Regions from separate parts of the Homo sapiens genome. Here all the other regions are linked to region 5. A link is a contact called in ENCODE Hi-C or POLR2A ChIA-PET data. All regions are on one chromosome and are shown on one strand. Each heading gives the region's core, a stretch centred on a gene start or an enhancer-like site at or near the end of the contact. The rest is flanking DNA. Distances are from core to core; before and after follow the strand shown. Region 1 holds the start of KCMF1 (potassium channel modulatory factor 1). Region 2 holds the start of KDM3A (lysine demethylase 3A). Region 3 has its middle 25 kb from the start of KCMF1. Region 4 holds the start of TMSB10 (thymosin beta 10). Region 5 holds the start of GGCX (gamma-glutamyl carboxylase).

The links. A loop is a pair of places that touch in the nucleus more often than their neighbours do. ChIA-PET counts read pairs that join two places held with the same protein, here RNA polymerase II (POLR2A). Pooled maps may share reads with other maps.
Region 1: a loop to region 5 is called in a pooled map, with 5 times the contacts of the local background. The contact joins the promoter of KCMF1 here to the promoter of GGCX in region 5. A Hi-C loop is called at or near these places in 5 of 50 pooled maps. POLR2A ChIA-PET finds 5 or more read pairs at or near these places in 7 of 52 experiments (A549, H1, OCI-LY7 and 4 more).
Region 2: a pooled map shows a loop between it and region 5 (13-fold over the local background). The contact joins the promoter of KDM3A here to the promoter of GGCX in region 5. A Hi-C loop is called at or near these places in 1 of 37 single-sample maps with no recorded cell type and 6 of 50 pooled maps. POLR2A ChIA-PET finds 5 or more read pairs at or near these places in 1 of 52 experiments (WTC11).
Region 3: a loop to region 5 is called in a pooled map, with 2.9 times the contacts of the local background. The contact joins the enhancer-like site here to the promoter of GGCX in region 5. A Hi-C loop is called at or near these places in 4 of 50 pooled maps. POLR2A ChIA-PET finds 5 or more read pairs at or near these places in 4 of 52 experiments (A549, HEK293T, PC-3 and 1 more).
Region 4: a loop to region 5 is called in a pooled map, with 3 times the contacts of the local background. The contact joins the promoter of TMSB10 here to the promoter of GGCX in region 5. A Hi-C loop is called at or near these places in 5 of 50 pooled maps. POLR2A ChIA-PET finds 5 or more read pairs at or near these places in 3 of 52 experiments (B cell, CD8-positive, alpha-beta memory T cell and MCF 10A).

The regions. Positions count from the first base shown.
Region 1 is chr2:84,969,780-84,972,479 of GRCh38, reverse strand. KCMF1 (potassium channel modulatory factor 1) reads right to left here and starts at 1,319. Exons shown (of 7, transcript NM_020122.5): 1 at 1,013-1,319. The coding sequence starts at 1,028. RefSeq lists silencers at 445-1,534, 1,565-1,814 and an enhancer at 2,313-2,392.
Region 2 is chr2:86,439,954-86,442,653 of GRCh38, reverse strand. KDM3A (lysine demethylase 3A) reads right to left here and starts at 1,283. Exons shown (of 26, transcript NM_018433.6): 1 at 1,210-1,283; 2 at 421-636. The coding sequence starts at 606. RefSeq lists enhancers at 440-499, 1,490-1,569, 1,650-1,849, 1,671-2,214 and silencers at 700-749, 970-1,359.
Region 3 is chr2:84,945,054-84,947,753 of GRCh38, reverse strand. No RefSeq gene overlaps it. Among named protein-coding and RNA genes, the nearest start is that of KCMF1, 25 kb to the left of the region's middle. RefSeq lists an enhancer at 1,171-1,340 and a silencer at 1,511-1,660. Within about 2 kb of position 1,438, at least 20 of the 41 ENCODE cell types and tissues checked have a DNase peak (open chromatin) inside an H3K27ac peak, as active enhancers do; they include PC-3 and PC-9, where a contact is called at or near this core.
Region 4 is chr2:84,904,364-84,907,063 of GRCh38, reverse strand. TMSB10 (thymosin beta 10) reads right to left here and starts at 1,408. Exons shown (of 3, transcript NM_021103.4): 1 at 1,346-1,408; 2 at 947-1,061; 3 at 393-675. The coding sequence starts at 1,046. The coding sequence ends at 641. LOC105374836 (a long non-coding RNA gene) reads left to right here and starts at 43. Exons shown (of 2, transcript XR_940308.3): 1 at 43-401. RefSeq lists enhancers at 82-141, 1-1,145 and a silencer at 1,112-1,651.
Region 5 is chr2:85,560,057-85,562,756 of GRCh38, reverse strand. GGCX (gamma-glutamyl carboxylase) reads left to right here and starts at 1,264. Exons shown (of 15, transcript NM_000821.7): 1 at 1,264-1,371; 2 at 1,772-1,942. The coding sequence starts at 1,329. RefSeq lists an enhancer at 1,061-1,290.

The sequences.
Region 1 (2,700 bases), core at 70-2,569, 590 kb after region 5:
CTGTAGTAGTGAAACAAAGAAAACACAACCCCCTCCTCCTTTTCTAAACCATATGGCAATAAATTAAAGTTAACTTATTTCTTACCAGCTCAAAGCCTATACATCGACCCTAAACATTTGTCTCTTTGTGCCCTGGGACTGGGCTTAGAGCTGTCTGCTTATTTGCAACTGTACTCCAATCGTGTTTTAAAATGGCAAAACAAGGTCCAAAACGACCCCCGACCATGAACAGACCTCACCATCGTCATTTTCCAAAACCTGGTCTGGTAGGCAGCACATGCCGGCGAGGGCACCAGGGCCGCGGGGAGCGAGCCCTGCTCCGCCTGGGTGACTGAGCAGGGAGTTTGCTTGCTGCGGCGGGGTCGGATCCACCCCGGGAACTTGGTTACCCGAGCCCAGGGACGCGCCGAGGCCTAGCCGCGAGGCCGGGGCGGGCTCCAGGCGGCGAGGGCTTCCCGTCCCTTGGCCGCAGAGCCTTCCCGCCAGCCCCGCGGTCGCCCGCAGGCGGGGACACTCGCCGTCGTCTCCCGGCGACCGGACGCGCCTGCCGGGTCCCGGGCCGGCTCTTTTGCCTCCTGCTGCCGCCCGCGGCCCGGCTCTGCGACCACACCGGGCTCTTCCGGGGCGGCGGGAGCGCTAGGCCGCGCTGGGGCCCGCGGCTCCTGAACCGGCCGGGCGGGCCTTGGCGTCCGGTATCAGTCCCGAAGGCCGAGCTCCCGCCGGTAACGGGCCCCGCCGCCTCCCCTCCCCCTCCGCCCCATGACAGTGCAAACCCTCCGGCCGCCCGGGCCGCCCCGCCTCCAGCACCAGGCCCAGCTAAGGGCCGCGGCCGTGGCGGCAGCGGCGCCGCGGCTCTCCGCCCTCGCTCGCTCGCTCCCGGGTCCAGCGCCTCGGGCCCGGCTCGGGCTCGGCCAAAGTCTCCGCCGCTTCCCGGCCGCCCTCCGCCGCGCCCGGCCCGGGCGGGGTAGGCCGAGGCCCGGGAGGTGCGGGTGGGGGCGGGGGCTCCTCTCACCTTCATGTCGGGACATCCTAGTTCAGACGGTGGCGGCGCGGCCCCTCCCGGGCTCCGGCTGCAGTGTCCCCCGCGGGGTCCCGGCGCTGCCCGCGCCGGCCGGCCGACTCCCACTCGACTCCCGGGCTCGGCCGCGGGGGCGGGGTGGGCAGGGGAGCGCTCCCGCGGCGGCGGCGGCGGCGGCGGCGGGGAGGCGGCGCGGGGCGGGAATGGGGCCGGGCCTGGTCGGGGCTGAGCTCCTCCAGGAGGCGGGTCCGACGCCGCAGCTCCGCCGGCGCCCGCCGTGACTCCGGTCACTCTCGGGCCTGCCGGCTCCCGGCAGCGGCGCGGCGCTCCGCAAATCCCGCTCCTCCCCTCCCCCGGCCCACCCCCCGCCCCTCTCCCCCGGCTCCCGGCCGCCGCCTCCTCCTCCTCCTCTTCCTCCTCCTCCGCCTCCTTCCGCCGCCCGCACGCCAGCCCCGCCTCTCGCTGCCCTCGCCGGGCCCAGCCGCCCGGAGGCCCCGCGGCCGGCGGTCGCGACGGGGGCGACGCGGCGACGGCGGCTCGGGGCGCGGCGCTTGCCCGCGCTAGCCAGCAGGCCGCGATCGGGCGCCCGTGCCCAGCCTCGGCCTGGCCGCCGCCGCCGCCGCCGCGCCGCGCGTAGGGAGGAAGAGGAAATGCCCGGCGCCGGCTCCCGCTGCTCACCGGCGCGGCCCGAGGGGCGCCCGCCCGCCACGCCGCCCCTAGCCCCGCCTGGGGCGGGCCTAGGCCGGGCTATAGGGGCCAGGGCCTTGGGCTGCGCCGGCCGCGGGAGGTGGGTGCTTCTCGGCGGCGAGCTGCGACTCGGAGAGACTCCTGTCCGCAGGTGCATGGCTTCCGGGCGGGCCTCGGGCAGCGAGCTCCAGCCCCACTGAGAGGCCGCGGACCGCCTGGGGACTTGTGTTTGTGTGTATTTTAAGCCAACAGCCCAGAAAGGGAAGGCGACTGGCCCCCGGTCTTCGCCAGTGTTTCCCGGCCGGGTTACTGGTGGTCAGGAGGGAAGCCAGGAGGCTGCCGGGCTCCGAGGCCGATTCCTTGCGAACCATCTCCGTTAAAGACTCCGCGCCGGGCAGCCCGGGAGTCCGGCGGTACCCGCGCAAACTTTGTCCCAGCGCCTTGGCTCACCGTGAATGCCCTGCCTTGAAAATTTGGAGTTTTTTGTTTCCTGAAAGTGGTCTGCTTTTCCGATTTTATCTGTGTTTTCCATTTTTACCTTCTTATTGTCAATTTGTTTTCAGGCATTATTAATTCAACAAATCTTTGTACTGCCCCTTACCACGTGTCGATGGTTCCGTGGTTTGGTGGAAATAGATCGCGCTTTGAAGTCAAGACGGATCGGCCATGGAATTTTGGCTCTGAGATCCTCTGTGTAACCGTGGATGAGCTACAAGGCCTGCTGAGCCTCCATTTGTCTGGTTTTTGTGGTTGTTTTAATTTATCTTTTTCCATTTGAAGTTGTGGGTTTTGCATAAAATTGAACTGTTACCAGGCTAAGTCAACTGAAATTGGAATCTGGGGTACTGCTTGCTTTGAGGTTACTCTTATACTGTCCACCATTTGCTGGCTGTGTGATCTCTAAACCTCTCTGTGCCCTGACTTTTCTATCTTTAAAATGGACGTAACAACAGAGGTTTAATAATAAGAGGTTTGGAGGTTAAGTGCTAAAATGC
Region 2 (2,700 bases), core at 34-2,533, 880 kb before region 5:
TGAATAAATTAACAGGAACAAACAAACAAAACCAGCTGAAAGTACTTCCAAGCACTAACCTTCAATTCTTAATGACTCCAAACGTCACTTACAGGCCCTACCTAACGCTAACAAAAATACTCCTCCTCCTCTGCAGTAAAGATGAGACAGTCCTGGTGGGACACAGCACCGGCATTAATGAAGCGTGTCTGAACAACCCTAAGCCCATTATTAAAGCCAGGCAGCCAGGAGCTGTGGGCCAAACACAACTCGGCTCTATACAACCATTCCAAAGACTTTCAAGATCTAGCTTCCTGCACCTTCAGATCATATGCCAACTTTCTGGTCTCCGTTTTCAGAAAACGGAAGGAGGGAACCGATGGTCGCGTTACCACGGTAACTGCGAAACGTCCGGTGGCAGAGGCCCGGAGCCGCCTGTACCTTCAGATCCTTCTTGGTAACGTCGGTGTGGGAAACAGCTCGAATGGTCCCGGAGAGCCAGGGCCACTCGGCGACGCGCTCCACGTCCCAGCTGTCGTGGCTGCCATCGCTGCCGTCGGCTGCGGACAGACTGAGAAACCTCCTCCCCACCAATACCGGCCAACTTTCTCCGAGCGTGAGCACCATGGTTTCCACGCCTGCAGGAAGAGCTCCTCCCTGCAAAAACACAAAAACAAAATGCGACGGGGGCGGCCGGTGGGAGGGGGCCGGGCGGAGACAGCAGGGAGGGCGGGCGGAGGGCGCCGAACCCGCGCGAGGACGCGGCCCCGGGCGGACCCGCACCGAGCCCCCCTCCTGCGCCCTCCCGCCCCCCGCCGCCCTCCCCCGCCACACACCCGGGCCCCAGCGCCGCGTGACCCTCGCTCTCCCAAGTTTGGCTTTTCTAACAGCTCAAACGCAACCGCAGAGGGAGTGAGGGAAAAATTATCTGCGGCTCGAGTGGATTTGAAAGTGCTCAGCCCCCAGCCCCGAAAAGAAAAGGCCCCTGGTGCAGAGAGCCGGTCCCGGGCGGCTGGGTCCCCGCCCCGGGCGGCCCCACGGGGGAGGGTGGGCGAGCCCGCGATTCCGCACTTGCCCCGCCGCCCCGCCCCGGCGCCCAGCTCCCCGGCCCCGAACCCCGGGCGCCCGTCTCCCGGGCCTGCGCCGCTGCCAACGGGCGACGGGGCCGCGCGCTCGGCGCTTTCACCTTTCTCTCCCCTCTCCCCGCAGCCGAGGCCGCGGCGCTCTTACCCCGCCTCCCGCCTCCCTGAGTCACCGGCGGCAGCCGCCGTTTCCAGCCGCCTAGCCGACTCCAGCGCTGACTTGGTTCAAGAGCTCTCACAAGACACGCACAGCCTCCCGGACCCGCCCCCCTCGGAGCCGCTTCCGCCGCTCATTGGCTGAAACACAGGAGCTGGGCGAGGCTCCGGGGGAAACAGATCATCACCATTGGCCCCCCGGGCGAGGGCGGGGCCAGAGAAAAAAACAATTCCTTGGCTGCCTCCTCCCTTTCCCCTCCCCCTTCCGACTCCCGGGCGACCCCCATTAGGTTAAAGTACACAGAGAATAAGCGAGTGATCCCTCCGCCATAGGCCTATTCTTTCCATTTGTTGCCTCACAGTATGCAAAAAAAAAGTCCCGCGAAATCGGTTATCAACTTTGGGGCCCGGAGGAAAATTGCTGTGGCGCATAGATAAGACTGAATGGCGAGACCCTGAGCTATAAGTGCCTACTGGATTGTTCTTCAACCGCGTAGGCTGTCGACCGAAGATGAGCCTTCCACTTGGCGGAAGAATCTCACAGGAAAGGGTGAGGGCGGTGCAGGGTTAGCGGGGGAGGGCAGGGAAGAGAACGTGCGGTTTCAGGCGTACTCAGCTAGAGGGAGGAGCGATAGTGCTCTGGAGGCTCGTGCGCAGGCGCCTCGCCGAGCTTAGGCTGCTGGGCGAAATGGCTGCGGGAGGCGCAGGCGCACGTGGTACTGATCGTGGAACGTCTAAAGTCCGCCATTTTGAAGGATAAATGAAGAAAGGCGTGGAGTTACTGGATAATGACGTTCATTAAATTTAGAGCAAAAGAGACCTTTAAATACAATGTATAATGAGATTTTTTTTTCTCCAAAGTGGGATTGAGAAGGTATTCAGATACTTACAAAGAAATTTAAAGTAGTTGAAGGCCATAATGAATGATGGAAGAGATGAAAGAGAAGGTGACTTTGAAGGACAAAGGAGTTTAGAGGTGATTGTGTGCTCTGGACCTGAAGTATTTTGATTGAATGAAAAAGAAATGGAATGAAGAAATTGAAGATATGTTCATAAAGGCTAGTGTTTGACATTACATCACATTTAATCCTTAAGAAGAACTCATGCCTCCCATTTTACAAGCGTGGAAACGTATAATCAGAGAATGTTTGGAAACATATAAGGGATTATAGATGCAAATCAACTCTGGATGTTGATTTTCAATATACATATTCTGAATGTGATTTTAAGTTTTTAAAGTTAGTAACAAGAATTAAATTGGATTTATAATCTGTAGACCATTTAAAGGAAGGGGGCTGCTAAATGAGAAGAAAAAACCTATCCAGCTGAAAGAAGGCAGAAATGGGAACGAGATAAGCAAAAGAAACCAGAACATATGGTAAAAATGTTTTTCATGTGAAAAGTCCAAACATCAGTATTTACAATAAATGTAAATGGGTTAATTTCACTCACAAGTTTTAAAAGACAGTTGGGAATAAAAGGA
Region 3 (2,700 bases), core at 189-2,688, 620 kb after region 5:
TGTCTCTACTAATATCAAAAACAAAAAACAACAAAAACAAAACAAAAAGTATATATATATATATGCATGTACATTTTTTGGAGGGGGAGGAGAAGGGGTCAAAGTTACACACACAGACACTTGTGTTTCTATAGGCTGACAGGACACAGGAGTCACACCAATTTGGGACCCATAGGCACTTTTTCTTACGTTATTGTTTGAATGTTGTACAATGAGAGAGCTTGGTTTTTGAAATAATTAAATGTAATTGAATTGAGATTTGTTTTGTTTCGTTTTTTTGAGACAGGGTCTCACTCTGTTGCCCAGGCTGGAGTGCAGTGGTGAGATCATGGCTCACCGTAGGTTCCACCTCCTGGGCTCAAACAGTCCTCCTGCCTCAGCCTCCCGAGTAGCTGGGACTAAAGGTGCATGCCACCACGTCTGGCTAATTTTTTGATTTTTATTTTTTTGTAGAGATGGGGTCCTACTATGTTGCCCAGGCTGGTCTCAAACTCCTGGAGAATTGGGCTTAACCAGTCCTCCTGCCTTGGACTCCCAAAGAGCTAGGATTACAGGCGTGAGCCATCACGCCTGACTGGGATTTGTTTTTAAAGTTCCAAAGAGCTTTACTAGTCTTAATCGTAATGTACATAAACTTGTATTCTATGTAAAATATAACAACTTCACAATCATAATAACCATACAGCCATCATTAGCACAGCGCCTCTAACCCACAGCCTCTTACGATTATAAATGGGAGTTCAGATAGATCCATGGACGCAGGGGAGGTTTGGTTGAGGAGCCAGGTCAGAGTCTTGGTTGGAAACACATGCAACTGTATCTGGAACCAGGGTCTGAGGCGAGCTGGGGACAGAGGGACCTCACTTCCAGCCTTCTCTATCAGCAACCCTCTAACATAGAGCTATTTCCAGGTCTAAAGGGTCTCAGAAATGTTCCAACAGCTTCTAGCTTCCTGGGCATTAGCTGCATTTTCACCTACCGGTAGCCCTAGTTCCTCATTTGCCAAAGGCCCACTGCAGGCCGGGCCCTGGTGCCAGCAGAGGAGGTCTGCACCCTCACAGCTGTAGCAGGAGGGAGACGTGCAGAGAGGTGAAGCTCACGGCCCTGGAATACGTGCACCACGGAGGTGAGTGCAAGTGGGTGGGGACTTTGTGGAACAAGTCACATCTGAGTCACTCTGAAGTATGAATAGGAGTCCACCTCATCAACCAAGGCAGGGCAGGAAATTCCAGGCAGACAGTAGTGCAGGGATGAAGGTCCAGAGACGGAAATACTTTTGAAGGCACCATATGAAGTTTATGAACAGAGGTGGAGCTGAGACACCACAGATCAGAAAGGGGAACCAGCAGAGGGTAGCAAGCAGGGGAGACAGGAAGTCAAATTTGAGCTTTAGGGAGATTTTTCTGATGGTAGGGGAGGAGAATGTGTGGGTAGAGCAGTTACTGGCCTCTTGTCCGTATAAGAAGTAATGTGGGCCTGGACTTGGAGCAGAAGTGATTCAGACCTTGCTCGCCTCGCCTCTGAGCCATATTCAAAGCTGCCCTACCAGCCTGCTGTGTCCTCTCCCCTCCCCTCCCCTCCCCTCCTCCCTCCCCTCCCTTCCCCTCTCACCTCCCCTCTCCCCTCCTCTCCCCTCCCCTCTCCCCTCCCCTCCCCTCGTATACTGTTGGTGTGCCAGCTCTCCTTTAGTCTTCAAACTTAAAGCTTGGGTGTCACCCACATCAAGAAAAGTCTATTGACTGGGTGTGGTGGCTCATGCCTGTAATCCCAGCTACTCAGGAGGCTGAGGCCGGGGGATCCCTTGAGCCCAGGAGTTCAAGGTTGCAGTGAACTATGATCACACCACTGCACTCCAGCCTGGGTGACGGAGCAAGACCCTGTCTCAAACAAAGCAAAACAAAAAACCCCAAAAAACTCCACTGATGTCCCCACCCCATCCCCCACCATTCCCGAGCTTGGTCAGGGACCCCTGCCCTGGACTCTATGATGCTCTGTGCATTTCTTTTCTTTTCTTTTCTTTTTTTTTTTTTTTTTTTTGAGACAGAGTCTCACTGTGTCATCCAAGCTGGAGTGCAGTAGTGCGATCTCGGCTTGCTGCAATCTCTGCCTCCCAGGTTCAAGTGATTCTCCTGCTTTAGCCTCCTGAGTAGCCAGGATTACAGGCATGTGCCACCACGCCCAGCTAATTTTGTATTTTTAGTAGAGACAGGGTTTCACCATGTTGGTCAGGCTGGTCTCGAACCCCTGACCTCATGATCCGCCCACCTCGGCCTCCCAAAGTGATGGGATTACAGGCATGAGCCACCACGCCCAGCAGCTCTATGCATTTCTGAGTGTGAATCCCATTGCTTTATGATTGTGTTCTGGTTTTTGTTTTACCACTAGATTGTGATTTTCCTACCAGGTCTCATTCATTCTTCTGACTCCAATGCCTATCACAAAGCCTGGCACAGAGAAGATAAGAGCAAATATTTGTGATTGAATGAGTAAATGATGAATGAAAAGTGAAGACGGGAGATGAGAGAGGTATTTGGAGGTGGAATCAGGGTAACTTGGCAAGTGATTGGCAGGGATAGTGCAGAGGGTGGGTGGTGAGAGGGTGGCATCGAAGATGACTCCAGGTTTTCTGGTTTGGGAGTAGGGGAGCTCTGAACTGTTTTTATTCACAATACTTCTGCCACCAAATGTGTGAGTTTTTTC
Region 4 (2,700 bases), core at 159-2,658, 660 kb after region 5:
CAATTTCCAACATTCCAGATTGTCTTTTCTTTCTTTAAAATCAGTGTTCCCTTCTGAGTCAGCTAGGAGGAGGCCAGAGGGAAACAGTGGGGCTTTCGAAGCTTATCAAAAGCAAACCTTGCTCTTTTGAAAAAGCATTTTCCAACGCAACCTGGGGACAAAGTGGGGTTAAATTTTACACAGATTGCTTACGAGCAAGAGTTAAGTGGCTAACAAGTCATGAAATCTTACGGAGAAGCAGGTAAAGCCAAAATTAAAAACTCCCTCCGAGTCAGCCCATTCTGCGACCCACCTCCTCCCCTTTGCGGCAGGAACTCTACTCCATCGAGGGGCTTTGCTGCAGTGGCACTGCCCACGCATACTCAACTAAAAGACTCAGACCACGCCAGCCATGCCACGAGGTGTGTTTTATTTTCATTATTCATACAAATAATTTTCTATAATATCCCGGGGCAAACCGGAGAATTTGGCAGTCCGATTGGGGGGGGGTCCCTTCAGAGACCCACAGGCCGGTGGCATCGGCGCGGAGTGCCCAGGTTCACAGTGCAGCTTGTGGCTCGTGTCCATCTTGCAGGTGGCTCTTCCTCCACATCACGACTGGGGTCTCGAAGAGGACGGGGGTAGGAAATCCTCCAGGATCTTAGGAAATTTCACTCCGCTTCTCCTGCTCAATGGCTGTGGAGAGCGGGAAGCGGGCGCTGGAGGGGAGCTGCAACCCCCACCCGCAACCGAGGTGCTTCCCGGTGTGGGCGAGGCACCCACGAGGTGTGGGGATTTAGAAGGAAGCTTGGGGCTGGGGAGAAACAAGGCGCTTTGTGAAACTGAAAGAGTGGCCGGGGCCGCCCACACCGGGGACAACGGCGGGGTGGGGGGTGGAGGAGTGGGTTTGCAAGGAAGAGCAGGGTGAGGGGCTGGGCTGGGGCGCGGGAGACCGAGGCACACTCACTCTCTTTGGTCGGCAGGGTGTTCTTCTCCTGCGTCTCCGTTTTCTTCAGCTTGGCCTTATCGAAGCTGGCGATTTCCCCCATGTCTGGTTTGTCTGCCATTTTCTTAAAACAATCCTAGTGGGCAAACCAAGGCGCTTGACCTGGGCCTGGGGGCCAGCGTCCCCTTCCGCGCTCCCCGCCGACGCCTCTCGACGTGGCACTCGCGCCAAGGCGTGCCGAGCAGCCCCAAGGCCGAGGATCTGGGCGCGTCCCGCACCCCTCTTCTCGGTCCCAGGGCGTGGTCGCCGGCCCCTGCGTCCGGTCCGAGAAGGGCGCCTGTCGCGGTTGCGGCGCGCCCGCCCGGTGCACCGGATCCGACCACACCCTGGGTGGGCCCCCCGCCCCGGCGCCGCACTCACCGTGCAGTCTCGTTCCGAGCCCGAGATCCTGGTGCTCCCACTCGCGTTGCTGCAGCAAGAAACAAAAGAGCGGCGCCCGCCCCTAGCCTTATATACGCCGCGCCCCGCCCCGCCCCTCACCCGCCGCAGCAGGGGCGGTGCTGGCACCCGAGGGGCGGGAGCAGCGCGGGCTGCTCCTCGCCCTGCCGCGCCCCCCGCTGGGCTACCAGCCCGGCTGGGCGCGGCTTCTCCCGCGCCGGGCACCCCCAGCTCGCAGTGTGCCCAGCGTGGGGGCTGTAGTCGCCGCCAGAGTGGGCGCCAGGCCCCCGGCTTTGCTTTTGCGGCTACATTTCCCCCTTTCCGGGAATCTGCTGCTCACCCCGCAGAAAGGATATGGGACCGGCGTGGGAGGGTGTGTGGTTTTGTGCGTGTGCAGATATGATGTGTAGCCGTGGGTGTGGATGTGCGGGCGTGCACGCGCACTCTGCAGCAATCCTCGCTCTAGGAGACGCCCCACCCCAGTCGCCCCCAGGCCTCTTGCTTTTGCTCCTCCAGAGTCCCCTTCCCTCCCCCACTTTTCCTCTCCTTAGGGAGGCTGAGTCCTAAGGTGGTCCTGCACTAAAAGAATTCGAGCCGAGGGTCCCGTAGTGGAGCGGGGGGCGGGGGGGTGTAGGGGGAGGGGGGAATAGGTTTCCAGCGCTCTTTGCTCAGGTTGGGGGCGGTTGCCTTCTGGTCAGTCGTCCCCTGTTCCCTGAACTGGGCGGTTCCAGCAGGATCGTTGGCGTGGCGGGTGTTCCTTAAATGCTGTTAGACGCATTGTGTGAAGGGCTGTGGTGGGAACAGGGCGTCCCGAGAAGGCTCGCAGTTTGCCTTTTCTCGTCGAGCTCCTAGAAACACTGTATCAGCGGGTGCGGTTTTCCTCCTTGAAGTTAACCTTGAGGATAATAGAGACCCACATGCCTACAAACGTTCTTGTTTTTCTTATTAACCCATTGTAGGAGTGGTATACTGCAATTATTCACATCTTTCTTAGAAAAGTTGTATTTTCAGCCTGTGCAACACCGTTAGGTAATAAGTTCCATAAATTACCAGCCCCGGAGTTAAGGCTGGTCATTCTTTTATTTGTCCTGACCTTTCCTTTTTTAAGTGTGAAGTATTACCGAGCTCTTTAAAGTGGGATTTGGTGGTGACATCCTAAATTCGGTCCTGATTTTATTTATTTACTTTTTTTGAGACAGGGTCTCACTCTGTCACCCAGGCTGGAGTGCAGTGGTGTGATCACGGCTTATGGCAGCCTGGACTTCCCCGGTTCAAGTGATTCTTCCACCTCAGCCTCCTGAGCAGTTGGGACTGCGGGCGTGCACCACCACTAGCGG
Region 5 (2,700 bases), core at 15-2,514:
CCTGCTGGCTAATCCCAGTGGAGAGATTTAGGTATTTAATTCTGCTCCAGACTCACCTCTGAGAACCTTCCCTGATGGGCCACACTCTACTCACTGCCCTTGCTCTGTATCCCCTCTTCAGTTATGTTGTTCCTGTTTCCCTGGCTGCTTTTAATTTTCTTTCTTTCTTTTCTTCCCGCCTTTTCTTTTCTTTCTCTTTCTTTTTCGTTTTTTGTTTTTTGAGACGGAGTCTCACTCTGTCGCCCAGGCTGGAGTGCAGTAGCGCGATCTTGGCTCACTGCAACCTCCGCCTCCTAGGTTCAAGCGATTCTCCTGCCTCAGCCTCCCGAGTAGCTGGGATTACAGGCGCACGCCACCATGCCCGGATTATTTTTGTATTTTTAGTACAGACGGGGTTTCACCATGTTGGCCAGGCTGGTCTTTAACTCCTGACTTCAAGTGATCCGCCCGCCTTGGCCTCTCAAAGTGCTGGGATTACAGGCTTGCTGCCGCACCCGGCTTGTTTTTTTTTTTTTTTTTTTTTGAGACGGGGTCTCACTGTGTCCCCCAGGCTGGAGTGCAGTGGTGCGATCACAGCTCCCTGCAGCCTCGAACTACTGGGCTCAAGCGAACCTCCCACCTCAGCCTCCCGAGTAGCTGAAACCACAGGAGCGCGCCACGACACACAGCTAACTTTTTTTTTAGTGTTTTTTCTTTTTTTGTTGTTGCCTTTTTTTTTTTTCTTTATCGATCCTCCCGCATTGGCCTTCCAAACTGTTGGGATTACAAGCGAGAGCAGTGCCCGGCCCCTACTGCTTTGAAACCTCGGTTCTTTGCAGGTCCTGGAAAAGAAAGTGAAGGGGTCGTGCAATGGCTCAAAACCCAGGCAACATTTCCAGGCGCGTCCTCAACTCGGCGTCACTCTGACAAAAAGTTTGCCCTTTGCGCCCGATCCCTCACACCAGAGAGCACCGCAGGGACGCAGGGACGGAGAGGACTAATGGGGTCGGGGAGGACCCAAGGAAGTTGGGGAACTCAGACTCTTTTCAGTGTTTAAAAAGCAGAGGCCCCCTCGGAAGGCATAACAGGCGAGTCTAACAATGCCCCTGGAGATCAACGGCACTAAGGGGTACCTTTGCCCCGCTCCAAGGCTCCTTGTTCCGCCCCCTGCCGCCAAGCAAGGAATCCGGCGCCGCCGGTCGTGGGTAGTATTTACGACAGTGCTGGCGCTTTGCGGCCGGCCGCACAGCCGCTGACGCGTCGGGAGGCGGAGCCTAGGGAAGCAAATTCTCCTGGCGGCCTCCGTTCAGACGCGGCAGCTGTGACCCACCTGCCTCCTCCGCAGAGCAATGGCGGTGTCTGCCGGGTCCGCGCGGACCTCGCCCAGCTCAGGTAGGCTTAGGACCCCGCCCTCCGGCGGAGAGTTCCTAGGAGCGCTGGTCTCAGAGGGGCGGGGGCGGGAGGACGCCCAGTGTCTCCCGGTGAGGCGGGGGGGGGGTCCTCTGTGGGGAAGGGGGCGTGCTGTGAGACATTTGCAGCCTGCGGCTTCTGAATGATGATGACATTCGGGAACACTGCGGTTAGGGGACTGTAGTCTGAGGGGTTCTGGGACATTAGGGGATCGTGGAGAGGGGGCTGCACTGCAGGGATGTTTCCTATAGTCAGATCATTGAGGCAACCTCATTGAGCCGACCCGGGTGGGCGGAAGCTCTGAGCTGTTGGTGCAGTGATTTCTTTGATTTGAGGTGGAGCCCACCCCCGCACACATATTTTCTCCATTTATTGATTGCAGATAAAGTACAGAAAGACAAGGCTGAACTGATCTCAGGGCCCAGGCAGGACAGCCGAATAGGGAAACTCTTGGGTTTTGAGTGGACAGATTTGTCCAGTTGGCGGAGGCTGGTGACCCTGCTGAATCGACCAACGGACCCTGCAAGCTTAGCTGTCTTTCGTTTTCTTTTTGGTGAGTCCAGTTTATGGGTGGGAGCAATTTGGTTGAGAGTGGAGAATGACAATCTCTATTTTTTGGTTGCAAGTAGACTTAGCTCCCTTTTCCTCAGAGCTGAAGACATTGGTATAAAAGAAGAGGTCTTTGCGAAGTTTAGGATTAAACCTGCTTTGTCTCCTACAGTTAGGATTTACTTGGTGGCCAGAAATGCTTTTTTTTTTTTCCTTAGACGGACTTTCGCTCTTGTTGCCCAAGCTGGAGTGCAATGGCGCTATCTCGGCTCACTGTAACCTCCGCCACCCGGGTTAAAGCGATTCTCCTCCCTCAGTCTCCCGAGTAGCTGGGATTACAGGCGCCCACCACCACACCCGGCTAATTTTTTATTTTTTTTGTATGTGTGTTTTTAGTAGAGACGGGGTTTCACCATGTTGGCCAGGCTGGTCTCAAACTCCTGACCTCAGGTGATCCGCCTGCCTCGGCCTCCCAAAGTGCTGGGATTACAGGTGTGAGCCACCGTACCCAGCTAGAAATGCTATATGATATGTAGAGGCGAGGCAGCAGTGACCCATTTTGCTTGTGGCATGAAGTTGCCCAGAAGACTCAGAGAAACAGAGCAGGGGGCCACAGGGACCATACCTTTTGGCTGTGACTCCCTAATCAAGAGCTTCTTAACTGAGGCCGCAGCATGGTGTGCTTGGAATGGTTTACAGATGTGCAGAGATATTAGTCCCCTTAGCCCAGTAGTTCTCAACTGGAGGGAGTTTTGCTCCCTG